Linked DNA regions of Homo sapiens: region 1 is linked to region 2. Evidence: chromatin loops called from intact Hi-C (ENCODE). Cell type or tissue: ascending aorta. All regions are shown on one strand. Links, peaks and the distances in the headings refer to the core of each region. The heading gives the core; the rest is flanking DNA.

Region 1 (7,485 bases), core at 1,582-6,581, 56 kb after region 2:
GATAATTGATTGGTTCTGACCTACAAAAATGCCAGTTCAGCTAGCTCAACCTGATAGTATGAGTCACACGGGGTGAATGCTATGAAGACGCTCTGCCTCCACCTATCCTGGTGATACAGGTCTGCAGGAGGGTTTGCATCTAGAAATCAGAGATTTTTGTTTTTTAAGAGTCAGAGTCTTGCTATGTTGCCCATATTGGAATGCAGTGACTACTCACAGGTGCGATCATAGCACACTGCAGCCTCGAACTTCTGGACTCGAGTCCTCTTGCCTCAGTCTCCCAAGTAGCTGGGACTAAAAGCATGTGCCAACATGCTTAGCCCTAAGATTTTTTTTTTTTTACTTAACCTCCCCTGGAGCTCCAGTTTTTCGTTGAGGGGCCTCAGGGGCATCCTGGGAGGGCAGAGATGGATTGGAGTGGAGGCCACGTGAATGAGTCTCAGAAATACCATTTTGTCTGCTTTCTGTTGTAGGGTTCCACATAAGATCTAACATAAAAGGTGTGGGGGAGGTTCTTATGCTTTAAAAAAAAAAAAAATGATTCAAAGCCTCCAAAGCCTGAAGTTCATTTTTTGAAAAGTGACCCAAACACAAATCTTGACATTCTGGAATATTGAAGTTTTAAAACTAAATCCGGAGGGCCATGAACAAGTATGTCGATCACATAATTTCGTGAAAGGCAAATTCTTGATAATGGTCATCCTCCTTCAGCCAGGTAAATGTCAAATTCAAAGAAAATATATTCAGGACAGCACTGTGAAATTTCTGAGGATAAGAGCATATTTCACAGCACATAAATGAAAGTGGATCTCGGTGAATGTTCTATACAGAGAGAAAGGTTGTGTTTTGAACCTTTAAATAACTTTGGACAAAGGGTGAAGAAGGATATTGTTCACACCACAAGTCAAAAGCCACTCCCATCAATGTGCCCAACCACACAAGTCGAGGCTGCTGCTGGCCTTGATGGTTCATGGCCATTTGGAGTGTTTGCAGAGAGATTGGATGATTACTTGTCTAGAATTTGAGCTGTGTCTACTTATTCAATATTTTGGAACATTTTTTCTATAAATAACCGGTCAATTTTGTCTAGAAATCAGTGAAGTGATTAAGTAATAGGTCTATGTATTTATTGAAATGTTGTCTATATGGTAGGGATATATTCATCTGTCAGTTCAGGCAGATAAAACTGGCTACACTTGTGTGGATACAAACATGATCATAAACCTCACTAGTTCAATGAGCTGGCTTACATCTAAAGGACTCTTTTGGAAGTTGAAAAACAAATATCTTTTGCGTAAACATTTTTAATATGACACCATATTTAACTTAAAATTTTAAATAACAGATGATCCTGTGAGATGCTATTTTGTGAGGTGTGAAAGGCCCCCAAAATGTAACTCTCATTGAGGAATTTTTATAGAAATTAGGGTTTTTACATTCTTTATTAGTAAATAGCTAGAAGATCTGTCTTATACTATATTGCTATGAGAATGGAAAACAATCTACATGAAAAAAGATTATGCTATGGCACAGAAGTACCTATTGGTTGAACAATGGTCATATGATTTTAAAACAAAATCATATGATTTTAAAACAAAGTGGGCAAAATCACCTACTACTGCCTGGCAAGAAGCAAAGGATCTAATTATATTAAAATTCTGCTGCTTACATTAAACCCAGAGACTCATCTGCACAGACAGCCATGTGAAGGGCTTCTTTCTTTCTAAGGTCAACTTGAGACCCTTTACATAATAATCATGTTTGCTTTACCATACATTGTGCCTAATTTTTTTTTAAAAATTAAGTTTGTAAGCTCAATTCAAGCCTCTTTTTATTTAATGTTTAGATTAGTACTAAAATGAACTACTAATGTCTGGGTCCTTTGTTAGCAAGGATTTTCTTTCAATACCTACCAGAAGGAGTGGCTTAGCTGTCTGAGTATCAGCTTTAAAATACCTAGACTTCCTGGAACCATAGATTGTATTCTTAGGAGGGCTGAGGAACTTCTTAATTATTCTGAAATAGGTGGAATGGCAGACCATTTCCTACACAAGTGTCTCTCTACAAAATCTTAAAAATCCAAATACTCTGTGGATTTTAAAAATTCAGTAACTTTTTTTCTTCCATTTGGAGAAATGTTCATTTGCTGTATGACCTCAGAAATCCAAAAATATGTCCTTTCCTTTTGCTTATCTTCTACAGTTTCTTAGCATGTTGTACCCTAAGCTATTTGTATATACTTTAACAATGATATTTATTTGCTTAAGCATTATACTTTCAATTGTGGCTGAGCTAGTCCATTCTAAGGGCTAGACTGCAGAGAACTACTCACTGAAATCCATGTGGTTAGAAAGAGCCCTTTTAAGCTTCACGTGGTATGTTCAACTCATGGGGTCTTTGAATTCTCACCACTTTTTTTTTTTTTTGAGGCAGAGTCTTGCTCCGTCACCCAGGCGGGAGTGCAATGGTGTGATCATAGCTTACTGCAGCCATAACCTCCTAGGCTCAAGCAATCCTCCCACCTCAGTCTCCCGAGTAGCTGGGAGTACAGGCATGCGCCACTATACCTGGCTAATTATTTTTAATAGAGATGAAGTCTTGCTAGGTTGCCCAAGCTGGTCTCGAACTCGTGAGCTCAAACAATCCTCTCAAAGTGCTGAGATTACCGGCATGAGCCACCACACCCGGCCACAGTTTCGTTTTAACATCTGTTAATCCAAAAAATTTCTTCAAAGTCCTTTGGTGATTTTGTCAATGCTGCTATTGATGTTTTGTTCTGGGAGGAAGCTCTCTTTCACCCCATTGTATTTTAGAAGTTTCAATGCAACCATGGAATGAGGATTTTCATTACAAGCTTTTTGAAAGGTGCAATAGTCTCAACATAATGAACTCAAAATCTCAGTGCATTGAAGGGTTTGCATGCCAAGTTGACCAAGTGCCTAAACTGTATAAACTCCCTATGTGCACACTTAGAATTGGATCATCAGATTTGTCTAAACAACTTGAAAGGCTTTGCTATCTGTTCACTGAACAGTCATTATGATGTACACACCTTTAAGAGGGACTCAGCCCCTCCACAACTGATAATGAAGGAAGAATCTCCAAGTGAGGTGAGGCAGCTGGACTTTGCAGGTCTGACTCTTGTCCCCTGCGATTCACTTTTCATCAGCAACCTGGAGGAATCAGAACTAGGCCCTGCTGAACAATCTGGAGATGAAAATCAAAGCCGGGAAGTACAGCTTCTCCTGGATTGGATCTCGATTTGACTTTTTTCTTTTTTCTTTTTTTCAAGGAACAGACTGGGTTTCTTCAGAGCATTATATCAGGGATTAAGAGAATCAGTAGACTCGGGTTGTTTTGGTTTTAGAAAAAGATCTCAGACGATTATTTAAATTCCCTATGCCTTGGTTTCCCTGTGAGAAAATGAAAACAGTAAGGCCTGGACCCTCCCAGTAACAAAGGGGCAGATGTTAAAAATATAAAGGATTCTAGCTTTCATATAGGAAATGCATGTGCAAAATATTACTCATTTATTAAGGTGCATGAAAATTTACTGTTAACAACACAGAAGACTAATATGTATCATTGATGTTATTCAGGTCTTATAAAACTCTAGTGGCCAGTCGTGTTTTTAATGCCAAGAACCCCGAGGAGCAACTGGTTTCTAAGAATCAACACTTAGTTCTGAGCCGAGAGATGCCCCAAGGAAGATAAGAGACTTACAGTTTGTTTGGCGTCCAAAAAGCTTTCCAGACAGCAGTTTGTTTCCTTTCCCTTTTTATGAATGGTGGTAGTATTATGCTTCAGTCTGCGTTTTCTACCAAAGCCATTCATAAAAATAAAAACAAAACAAAATAACAACAACAAAAACTTTCTCGGCACAGTCTGGAGCCATTGGGTGCCAGAGGCTGGGAAAACATCCTGGCAGCCATAACCCCAACCAACATTGAAAGTATTCAAGGGTCTGTTTGTTTGGTGGTCTGAAAAGTATGAAGTGCTGTGTCTGAGGGTAGCTGGTAGAAGTTCCGTGACACGGACTAGGCCGGGAGCCAGGGCTGGCAGAGATTCAGACATTGTCTTTCCCCTCATTGAAGTGTCAGGACCTAATTCATGGAAAATTGGGTGAGCTGGCAGCTCTTTCAGAGGATTTCATTGAGCTGCAGTGTGCAGGAGTCACATGAATGCGGGAGCCTCTGCCAAAAAAGGAGGGGGATTTCTGAGCAGTAGGAACCAGTCAGCCTGCAAGAATGTATGTGGATTTGAAACGGTTTGGGAGTAAACATGTGTACAGGTGTAATCAACAGGGAAAAATGGGAGGAAGATGAGTGCTCTCTTCTTCCAAATGACCCTTTGGAAATGAATCCTCTATTAGCCCACGCTTTTGTGTCCTAAGAGGCAAGAAGTCCTCATCGTTCTTGGTTCGATTTTCCCTGGAGAAAACATCATCTCAAAACTTGGGCTTTTGTGATGACGTCATCTTTACTGTGATTTAAAGTCAAATGGAAGAACGTCTTTTCCTTTGAGCAAAAGTACCTTGCCATTTATTTTATTTTTATTCTGTCCATCTAAAAAAAAAAAGCTCTAATGATTTTTATATGGAATTTTTAATGTACCAGCAATAAACCACTGTACCACTGAGAGGAACTCTGAGAGGAAGGGGCTCTCAGAATGAATGAACAGGGGCTAGTGAATAGTGAACGTATCCTAAGTGCTGTTATTTGGGAGAACTGGTGCAAGAAAGCATGTCGCTATCCACATCAGAGTACCTCAGGTGTACTCACAAATCTCAGCGATGTGTAGATAGAATAATACATGCCTATATTCAGACATGAGAGTGAGGACTGGAAGCAAATAATCCATCGAAAAGCTCAGGCTTCAAATCCATCTTTTATAATGCCAAAGAAATAAGAAGTATTCTCTAATACTCGATTGGAAAGTTAGGCAGGCAGAAAAACATTCCCTCGGATGTTTCACTCAAAAGAGGAGAGTTTTGCTCTACACATACAATAGATACAGATATAACACAATATAACACAATATTCTTCCCATGATACCACGAAGAAACTGAACAAACTCACAGAATTATTTGCAAATCATAAGGGACTTGAATGCAAAACATTAAAAGAACTCTTACAACTTTGTTATGAAGAGATAGCAAATTTTTTTTAAATGGGCAAAGGATTTAAATAAACATTTCTTCCCAGGAGACATATAAATGGCCAATAAGCACATGAAAAGATGCTCAACATCATTAGTTGTGAGAGAAGTTCAAATTGAAACAGCAATGATGTTTAACTTCACATCCACTTGGATGTCTACAAGCAAAAAGACAGGCAATAACAAGCATTGGCATGTATACGGAGCAATTGGAACTCCAGATTCATTGCTGGTGGGACGGACTGCAAAATGGTACAGCTGCTTTAGAAAGCTGTCTGGCAGCTCCTCAAAAAGTGAAACAAAGAATTACAATATGAACCAGCGATTCCACTCCCAGGTACATACCCAAGAATGAAAACATGTTCGCACGAAAACGTGTATATAAATGTTCATAGTAGCATTATTCATAATAGCCAAAGGGTGGAAACACCCCAGATGTCCACCAACTAATGAATGGATAGGTAAAATGTGGTATACCCATACAAGGGAAAATTATTTAGCATGAAAAGGAATGAACTGCTGATGCTACCACATGGATGACCCTAGAAAACCCTAGGCCAGTGAAAGAAGCCACACACAAAAGACTCTACATATATAGTATGATTCCACTTACATGAAATGTCAGGATAGGTAAATTCATAGAGACAGAAAGTAGATTCATGGTCACTTAGGCATGGGAGGTGGCTAGGGACGTGGAGGGTAGTGGGGAGTAACCACTAATGGGTACAAGATTTCTTTTAGAGGAGATGAAAGTGTTCTAAATTAGACTGTGGTGATGGTTGCACAACCCTCTGAATATACTAAAATATACTTTAAATGAGTGAATTATGTGGTATGTAAATTATGTCTCAGTGAAGGTGTTTTAAAAAAATAAAATATTAACAAATTAGGTACCTTCACTCCTCAGTTTTGTGATATATAGGCTAAAAACAAAGTGAATCAAACAGTTAAGTTTCTTTCAAGCTAGTTGGCTTGTATGCCAGAATTTAATTGGGAATTGGAATTGTTTTCACTGAGATAACCTATGTTGTATTTCCTTAATATAGAGAGATCATGAATAGACATTTTTGTTTTTTTTGAGATAGGGTGTTGCTCTGTCACCCAGGCTGGAGTGCAGTGGCATGATCACGGCTCACTGCAGCCTTGACCTTTCTTGGCCCAGGTGATCCTTCCATTTAGGCCTCTGAGTAGCTGGGACTACAGTTGCAACGCCACCACACCCTGTTAATTTTTGTATGTTTGTAGAGAGAGGGTTTCACCATGTTGCCCAGCCTGGTCTACAACTCCTGGGCTCAAGCCATCCGTCCGCCTCTGCCTCCCAAAGCGCTGGGATTATAAGCGTGAGCCACCATGCCTGGCCAAGTATAAACACTTTTAACATTGGATATACCAGTTGAACTTTATACTTTCCTCTTTCCTTTGCAGACAAGTATCTGTATTTAAAATATGTACACCTAATTTTTTCTATAATGTATATTTTCTTTTAAAATATATCTTTTTCTTTTCCTCCTTAGCCACAACAAGTTGTTCAGAAGAAGCCTGCTCAGGTAAGACATAGTCATTAATTTTTTTCTCCCAATTAATATAAAAAGTGAAATATGTACTGAAAAATGTCCCCAAACTAAACCTTATTTCGCATTTTCTTACTTTTGGTTATCGTCCTGCAGTATTCCTGAAAATGTGTTGTAGCCTTCAAAGTTAGGAATATATAGTCTGCAATCGTACCATGAAAACCTCCCAAAATGTAAGGTCTTAAGTGTACAAAGCAAATATAAATTCTTTTAAAAATAAAACTATTTTATTACATTGCCTCATATGTAAAACAAATATTTAATCTTATCCTATATTTTACCAATTCTTAAACATCAAATTTTGTCCTTCCAACTGACTGTCTATATTCTGTTGACACCAGACTTATATTTAATGATTCATGACTGGAAACATATTTCTTCATTGAACAATTTCATAATATTTGATGATCCCAAAACACTCCAAAGAATGCTAGAATACTTGGAAATTAAGTTATACTAACGTGCAGACTGATGCATTCTTAGATCTTATTTAAATAACTGAATCACAGTCTCTGAAGTTTTTGGCAACATCAAATTGGAAAATAGCTCTACGTCTCTTGCCCCATATTCCTGGAGCACCTTGTCCTCACTATAATCTGTACATAGAAACATTAAAAAAACATATTTATTGAGGAAGCATATCTTGAAGAAAACAAAACTGAAGTATAAATTAACCAGGATTGCTAATAATGTGAGCCAGTATTAAAGTATAAGAACGTCCTGCTGTTCTCTTCCCTTCTGTATGTAAATAGTCATT
Region 2 (8,054 bases), core at 1,655-6,654:
TGCAAGCTCCGCCTCCCGGGTTCATGCCATTCTCCTGCCTCAGCCTCCTGAGTAGCTGGGACTACAGGCGCCCGCCACCACGCCCGGCTAACTTTTTGTATTTTTAGTAGAGACGGGGTTTCACCGTGTTAGCCAGGATGGTCTCGACCTCCTGACCTCGTGATCCGCCCGCCTCGGCCTTCCAAAGTGCTGGGATTACAGGTGTGAGCCACGGCGCCCGGCCCCGTGGTGTGCTAACTCTTATGACAATGATGACATAGGGACCCAGGGACCACCCTCCCGTTAGAGATGCACCATGCTCAGCCCGTCTAACTTCGAGCCTGCTCTTTCCACCAATAATCAGCTGCCTTCTGTGTCCACACTAGGAGGAAGGATATATGCTTGATATCTTGTTTTATTATACTGTTGAATTTCATCATCACCCTACTCTTACCCACAAAAAATACCCAAAGTCTTAAATGTTTCTTAAAAGAAATATTAGTTGTGCCCATTTTAATCTCCTGAACTTTATGACCCTTGTCCAATGTTCAACTAGACATTTAAGATTTCTTTCATTTGGCTTTTGGTAAGACTCATTTTTGGAATTAATACAGGATCACTGTTTGTTCTCCTCAAGTCCCAGAAAAGAAAAAGGGACTTTTTCCTACAAATCAAACTTCAGCATACCACGAGCTGCCAGTGTTATTTGCTATTTGTTCCTTGTCTTTTCCAACAAAGTGACCTTAGCACTGAATCAGGAATGCTTAGATGTAGATGTGCACAGAGGACCCTTTGTAGTAAATATATTGTAAATACATATCTAATAGGTAAATATACGTGTATATGTATATATACCCACAGATTTTTAAAAAGTGAATATTCTAGAGAGTTTCCATTCCAAGAATGCTCATTGAAAACACAGTACACAAAAGGCCAACAAGGAATAGGATAGAATATTCCAGCTTTGCAGAATGGTGAGTGAATTGGGCTTTGACTTTAAAGAGGTATGTAGGTGAGGAGTTGCTGACAAACCTGTTTGAAAGTGGTTTATGTCATGGGAAAGTACGTATCAGGGCTGTTGCGAGGATTATCTTCTTTCTTTCTCACAGCAACTCAGTGCGGTAGACTCTGTTATCATCCTCATTTCACTGATGAACAAACCAAGGCACAATGAGGTAAAGGCATCTGCTGTAGGACTCAATAGCTGATGAATGAAAGAGCCAGGCAGGGCAGACTGGCTTCAGAATTGTACTGTTTTGCTTCCTATTTCTCCCTACATCCTAGCCCCACTCACATGGAAATCACTCTGAAAAATTCTTCTGTCTTATTCCCTAAAGACAGTCCAGCCATCTTCCTCCTAATTCTTACCCACTTGTATTTCTTCTATAATTGCTACAAAATGGTCCTATACAACAACAACATCGTCAACTCACAGAGTAGAAAAAAAGCAAAGAACCTTACAAATTCCTCTGGGCTAATTTTATCAGCAAAACACTCAGCAAAATGAGAGTTGCCCAAGTCCTGAAAATCATTATGCCACAAAGTTAGTGGTTACCAAGTTCAGCCCACTATTTAAGTATAGTCATTTAAATAGGCCACTATTTAAAACATTGTGTTATCCTCATATACTCAACTCAATAGTACAGAGACCATGTTTTATGTCTCTTTGCACGTCCAGCCCTTAGCACAGCACCTGAGGCATATTCCTCAACAATTTATGCTTGTTGGATGAATGATGGACTGAATAAATTAATAGGTGTTAGCTTTTAGTTTTTTCAAAATCATGCTTACTTATTCATTAATATATTCTTGTGATTTGATCAATGCAAAGAAGAGCAAGATCATCATCTAGCATTATCCTGAATACTATTTAATATATTTCTATAACGTTGCCTAAGGTATATATCTTTTGTTTTGTTGTTTTGGAAGCTATACTACACAATTGACTCAAGCAAGCTACATATACCATGAAAATCAGCATTGTTCTCCCTCACAACCCCCATGCACACGTACTCAGCTTTCAGATAGACCTGAACTCCATGAAAGGGAAGTCCTTCTTGGATTAAGCTGAGATTGAGAGGACTATTTTACCGCTTCTTCAGTATATTCTTTTTTTTTTTTTTTGAGATGGAGTCTCACTCTGTCACCCAGGCTGAAGTGCAGGGGCGCGATCTTGGCTCACTGCAACCTCTGCCTCCCAGTACAAGCGATTCTCCTGCCTCAGCCTCCTGAGTAGCTGGGATCCCTGGTGTGCATCACCGTGCCCGGCTTTTTTTGCATTTTTTGTAGAGACGGGGTTTCACTGTGTCACCATGTTGGCCAGGCTGATCTCGAACTCCTGACCTCAAGTGATCTGCCTGCCTCGGCCTCCCAAAGTGCTGGGATTATAGGCATGAGCCATAGCGCCCAGCCGACTTCTTCAATATATTCGTATATGTGAATTGAGCCTTCCATTTCTTCCTTTACCTCCTCTTTCATCCATTGGAACCAGTTGACTTTTTAATGTAAAGTATAGAAACTCAGCCGCTCTGACCCTGTTTTGATTCCAAACCCTTGTACCTACCAGACCATTTAGGAAGACTGGGATAAATAAGCATTATAACTCCAGGGAGCTTTCTGATTTCATGATCCATTTCTGTTTCTTAGGGGCCAGACAGTGCTAGGCTTACAGGAGACTCAAAATCTGTAGTTAACCACAGCAATAAATGAACACAAAGGAAATGCAGATGTAAGTAGGGGATAAACTTTGAGTGGTTCCATCAGTAGTGATTCATGATGTTGAACTACAATAATATTTTCCTCCACACACTCTCCCAGTTCCCATTGTGACACTGGAGCAGCATTTAGGGAAGACAGTTAGGCTTGGGGGTGCGTTCTGTGGTCATGGCTGTGGAAGATTGGTCCTACGGCTGTTAATCTGGCTGACAAATGTTTCATCAACATGCATTGTTGAAAGTGACATGATGCACAGTGCTGGTTAAGAGTCGCGTAAATAATAAAATGCCCAAGATGGGAGAAGAGCAGTTTTCCTGGCTTCTCCAAGTTTGAGCTGCAGAATCAGAAGCAGTAGAATAGAGAGAGAAGAGACAGGACACTAGCTTGGGTTCCAGCCCCAACTCTGCTGCCCTGTGCTGCGTGGCTGCAGCAAGTGACTTATCTAATAACTGTGGGTCTCAGTTTCCTCACTCATAGTATTAATGATCATTTCTCAGGAGTATTAAATAAGAGCATGAGTTTAAAGAGCCCAGTCCCGTGCCCAGCACAACGGAGGCTACCCTCCAAAGGTCAGTCCCTTTTTCTGTGTGTTTCATCCTCTCTTGGCAGCCTGTTTGCTGCATCTCTCAGCTGACTTTTGTCCCTTCCTGCTCACTTAGTCAATTCAGAGATTACAGTTTGTACAATAATGCGCTGCCTTGTCTTCTCGCTGGTGAATCTGGACCGGAGTGCTCTGCCTCTGCGCCGACACTCACTCTGATGGTCTTGGCTGGAGGACAGAGGCTGCTGGCAAAAACCTAAGAGGGAACATACCGTGGTAGCAGCATGAAAGAATTTGGCAAGGAGGTGCTCGTCACATGATTGTGATTCATACTGTACTCTCAAAATGTGGCAGGAGGGCTAGGAGAGACTTTTAATGCCAGCACACAGAGCAGAGACACTCATTTTCAAACATCACATTCTTTTTATAGTACAGGCATGCCTCACAGGGAAAATATTGAACTTGGCCTGCCAGCACCACGAGAGTCGTCCCAACTGTGATTTTATTGCTTGAGTCACTCCCTGAATCAGATACTGGCTGCACGGAGGAAGTCTTCTATTAGGGATGCTTTGAAATTGTGTTTTTAATTAATTAACACCAACTCTGGACAGGTTTTTCATTTACTCCTAGCTGACTCTTTTTTGTCTTTTCTTTTTTTGCCTGAAACTTGTTAGACATTTTTGTAAGGTCTCAGTTGGATCGCTTTTAAGTATCCTGGTGAAAGAGTCATCTGTGTTGGGTGACCAAAGCGAGGGGACCCTTCAAAGTAGAGTTTGTCATCTCCGAGAGAATCTGATCCATGGGAATGGGGTCGTCAGGAAAACGGTCCCTAAAAGTCTGGCATAGCACTTTTTGATGCCTTCAGCCGTCCTCAATCCATTCATCCTGTTGTTAAAACTTAAAACTAGAGCTGGCCAGCTGTTGAGAAAAGTCCTCAGTTTTATTTCAACCAAATGATGCTGCCTCCTGGGGCTGGAAGGGGGCTGACTTCAAGCACAATTATAAATGTGTAGCTCTTTCAAGCGGCGGAAACCTACAAAATGGCCTTGATTCACAGGGCCCCTCTGGCTCAAAGACTCTCTGCTTCCCGTGTGTCATAAATCTGTATCTGCATCAAAAAGTGTAAAGACGGCAGTGTATGGAAGTCCCTCTTCCTCTGCGAGTGTGTCTATGACAGATTTATACTGATGGCTACACTGCACCCCGGTCACAGGCTCCTATTATAGTCATGCCCCACTGACTCAGCCCCCATTTCCTGTGGAAGGGGAGACAAGGTCCTGCATGAAGGAGGGTGAAATTACAGCTCAACTCTCGAATTGCTGTTAGTACAGGAGGACCTTTAAGGGCTGCAGCAAGACCCATTTTGTTCATAGCAACATCTACTGTCTCCTCACCCCAGTGTGGTCACAGCTAAAACCTAAGGCATTTAGTTTCATGACAAGATATGCCATGACAGGGTACTCCAGAATTCAACAAGGCCAAATGGATACATGCGAAAAGAACAAACCACCTCATTTGTTATAATTTTTGTTTCTTCAAAGTGGTTTTCTTTTTCTTCCTGAGGGTACAAGTTTCAAATGTGGAAATTTTTTAAGGTAGCATTTGAATCCACCTCTCTATTAGTATTTGCAAATGGATGCAGAACAGGACTGGTTTTTGAAACCACCTCCTTGTTAGAGATTTTTCATCCTTTGCAAACATTGTAGGGTTTCAGAGGTAGCGGCTGGTGAGAACCCTCTTGTGTTTGACTGCAGCCTTCGAGGTTTAGAGCTGTCCTGCATTTCAGGGGGTGAATGGCTACTGGTAAAGAGGTCAAAATGAGCTTTATTCCAAGAGTTAAGCAATGAAGTTGCAAAGTTTAATTGGTGTAATTTTGGGAGATAAGGATGGAAAGGGAAGGATGTTAGGATAGTTTGAATCCTCTAAGAGGAGAAAAGGCAAAACTGATATTTGACTTTCCCACTGTATTTAGAGTATAGCCTTCATGGGGTAGCTGTTTCTTCTTGTGTTTGGTATGGCTCAGAGCACTTGAAAATGTCACTGGCTGAAGAAGAGTGCTTGTGATGATATTTTTTAATTCACTTTTTTTGTAGACTTTAGTACTATAAAGAAATGATACATAGAGGGGAGTAAAAACTTGTCTAGCTAACAATTGGTATTATAATGGTTTTGAATGCACAGTTCTGATTAAATTTTATACATTTCTTCCGTTGGCCAACTTATCGTGAGCCTGGTTGTATGCCTCTGGTGTTTGTATGATATTCACTGCATTTTTTTCTAACGTGTTAAGGATTCTATTTTAAATAGAAAATCAGATTGCAGTTTGAAAAACTTAGTTTTAAAACTCTACCATCTGCTAGATTTGTGGAAGAGGATCTGGTAAATGAAAATTGTGTGTGTATGTGTGTGGTTTATTTTATAGGCACTGCATATTTCTTTGATGATCTATTTTCCAAGCTCATTCTTATCTTTTAGAAGATGTTTCAAGGATTTATGCATCTGGCAAGATTTCAGAGAACTCTATAGTGGTGGAGATGTACACTCCATTTATAGGGAATCCTGAATCAGGGTCATTGAGAGCATTTATTTTGTTTTGCGCTTAAATTTATTTCTGCTCTGGACATTTCTTTCAAATGGATCATTTTTACATGGTCAAATCTAAGCATTTTATTCATAAGAACTCTAATAATAAAGCTTTTTCAGTCCAGACATAGGTGGAAATTTGCAAAATGCATCAGGAAAGTATGGCAATTGCTTTTCAAGCCATCTTGTATTTGAGAAAGTATTGCATTCATTAGTGTTTGCAAAACTACCTTTAATGGTGCAAAAGTAAAGCTGACCTCTCCCTTTTGGTGCACAGATGTATAAACTTTATGGAAGTACACCCCAAGGTAGAGACTTATTGGAGTAACTCTTAGAAAGGGCAAAGTTGGCCATAAACAGTGATGCAATAACCCCACAATTATGTATGCTCAATTATTTGGAAGGGAAGTCTGGGAGAAGTGTTTTATATGATTACATGGGCAAATAAGAAGTGAGTGTGGAGAAGCACGGTCCAAAGGTTTGCATTTGTTGTGTATATCCCAAATAGCACCCTAATACAGCTTTATAATGTAAATCCACCGGTACCAGTAAAACAGCATTTAAAACAAATTGTAAAATGAACAACATTTGCAAAGCAATAAAGAAACCACCTTTGCAATCACTTTACTACAGTTTTGAAAAATGTTAGTGAATAGCTCTCCAAAGATGCAAGTAAATAATATTTTATTAGATTTCAGCCTAGGAGAAAGGGGAGGAAAACCTTCAACTAGAATTACATGATTATTGCTTTGCTCCTCCCTCAACCCAGCAAACATTAAAATGGAACATAAAGCAAGTCTATAACAAGATTTATGAGGAAAGGTATTACACTTAGGGGCACATTGTGCAGAAAAGTCATTAAAATTGTTTGGGCCTTAAGAAGGGGAAAAAAAAAACCTTTTGAGAAAAATGAGAAACTCAGATGTATCAAAATGCCTTCCTTATGATTACCTGAGGCTTTAGGTTTTTAAAAGCCTTTGTACCTAAAGGTTCTGATTCATTCTCTATTGTGGCAACTTTTTCCTACCAGACAAAACTGAAAGATTTTGTTTCTCTAGGAAACATACTTAAAGAAGTATAGTAGACCTGGCATTCCTTTTGCATGCTCTGGTAGACCCCGGCTCTTGTATAATAAAAACAATATAGGCATGTTATATTTGCCATATGTTAGTTAGGGGGTTTCAGCAAACAAATACCTCCTTGTGCACAGAAGTAGATGAAAGCAAAGCTTACTGATGTCTACTATGCCTTAACTTACCTTCTTTGTCCTACATAGTCTGCCTAGCAGACTTCTTTCTGGTTGGTTGTATGCATATTTGGATAATGGTGATAGCTCAGCATATTCTTTATGCTTTGTTCCGCTCTGAGGACAGCTAGTACACTCGATTCAGTATTATATGCTTTCCTATTTCCTTGCCTGATGCTTCTGTGTTATGCTAAATCTCAGTTTATTCTGTCAGTAAAGTTGAGGAGAGTGAGTGAGGAGTGCGTTTGCATGTGTGTGTTTTCTTATCTGTAAAGTTTTAACTTTGGCTTACTGTTTAACCAGGAAACTCAGCAGGACAAAGGAGATCTAAATAAAACTATATTCCTGTTGAGAATCTCCAAGGTTATGCAATACTATAAAATGGTGGTTTGAGTAGAAGTTCTGTAGTTCATCCTTATCAGACTAATGGTTTTGGGGTTTTTGAAAAGGAATGTTTCAAGGAGGTCTTTGAAAACCATTTTCTTCAAATGTTCATTGCATCTGAGATCCCATTTTTGTCCCTTTATTTGCTCCAGAATACCGCCCAACTGCCAACAAAGAAGGGCTTGTGCTCCCAGGAATTTTCTGCATTCCTCTCTGGAGTAGGCATTTTTCTCAGCTACAAAGGCCCTTTGGCGAATTCCCTCTAATCATTGGATTTGCCCTGGGCTCTGATAGGTGCCATTCATGGACTTGGTCTGCTGTTTGATGGGGCTGAGGCATTAATGGGATCTTTTCATGATAAACAAAACTGGGTAACATTACCAGAGGGATCACAAAGCTGCTGTTGTAGGGGGAGTGTGGTGCTTTCTCTCTCTTTCTCTTTCTCTCTCTCTGCTTTTTCCTTCTTCCTCCTCTTCTCCCTGTTCTTTTTATGAACGCACATTTGTGTGCGTGTGCAGCATGGCCATTTCTAGAAGCAGATCTTCTGACCTTTGCTGCTACTCGTAAGTCAATGGCCAATGGCAAGGCCTTTGTTGAACATAAGAT

The links. A loop is a pair of places that touch in the nucleus more often than their neighbours do. Peaks named below come from ENCODE experiments on the same cell type or tissue, not always from the same donor. Only the 100,000 strongest peaks of a DNase experiment are listed, where the experiment ranks them.
Region 1: a loop joins it to region 2, with 1.9 times the contacts of the local background. A loop is called at or near these places in 12 of 110 quality-filtered maps.

What each region holds. Positions count from the first base shown.
Region 1 is chr12:65,944,712-65,952,196 of GRCh38, forward strand. HMGA2 (high mobility group AT-hook 2) reads left to right here. Exons shown (of 5, transcript NM_003483.6): 4 at 6,672-6,704. It overlaps HMGA2-AS2 (HMGA2 antisense RNA 2), which reads right to left and starts at 3,996. Exons shown (of 4, transcript NR_199060.1): 1 at 3,724-3,996; 2 at 3,053-3,413. In ascending aorta, for the core only: no CTCF peak of the experiment used is centred there; a DNase peak (open chromatin) is centred at 4,120; H3K27me3 peaks cover 376 bases.
Region 2 is chr12:65,888,640-65,896,693 of GRCh38, forward strand. The region is part of intron 3 of HMGA2 (high mobility group AT-hook 2); the gene reads left to right. Among named protein-coding and RNA genes, the nearest start is that of HMGA2-AS1, 10 kb to the left of the region's middle. RefSeq lists enhancers at 2,837-3,749, 3,390-3,684, 7,434-8,054. In ascending aorta, for the core only: no CTCF peak of the experiment used is centred there; a DNase peak (open chromatin) is centred at 3,642.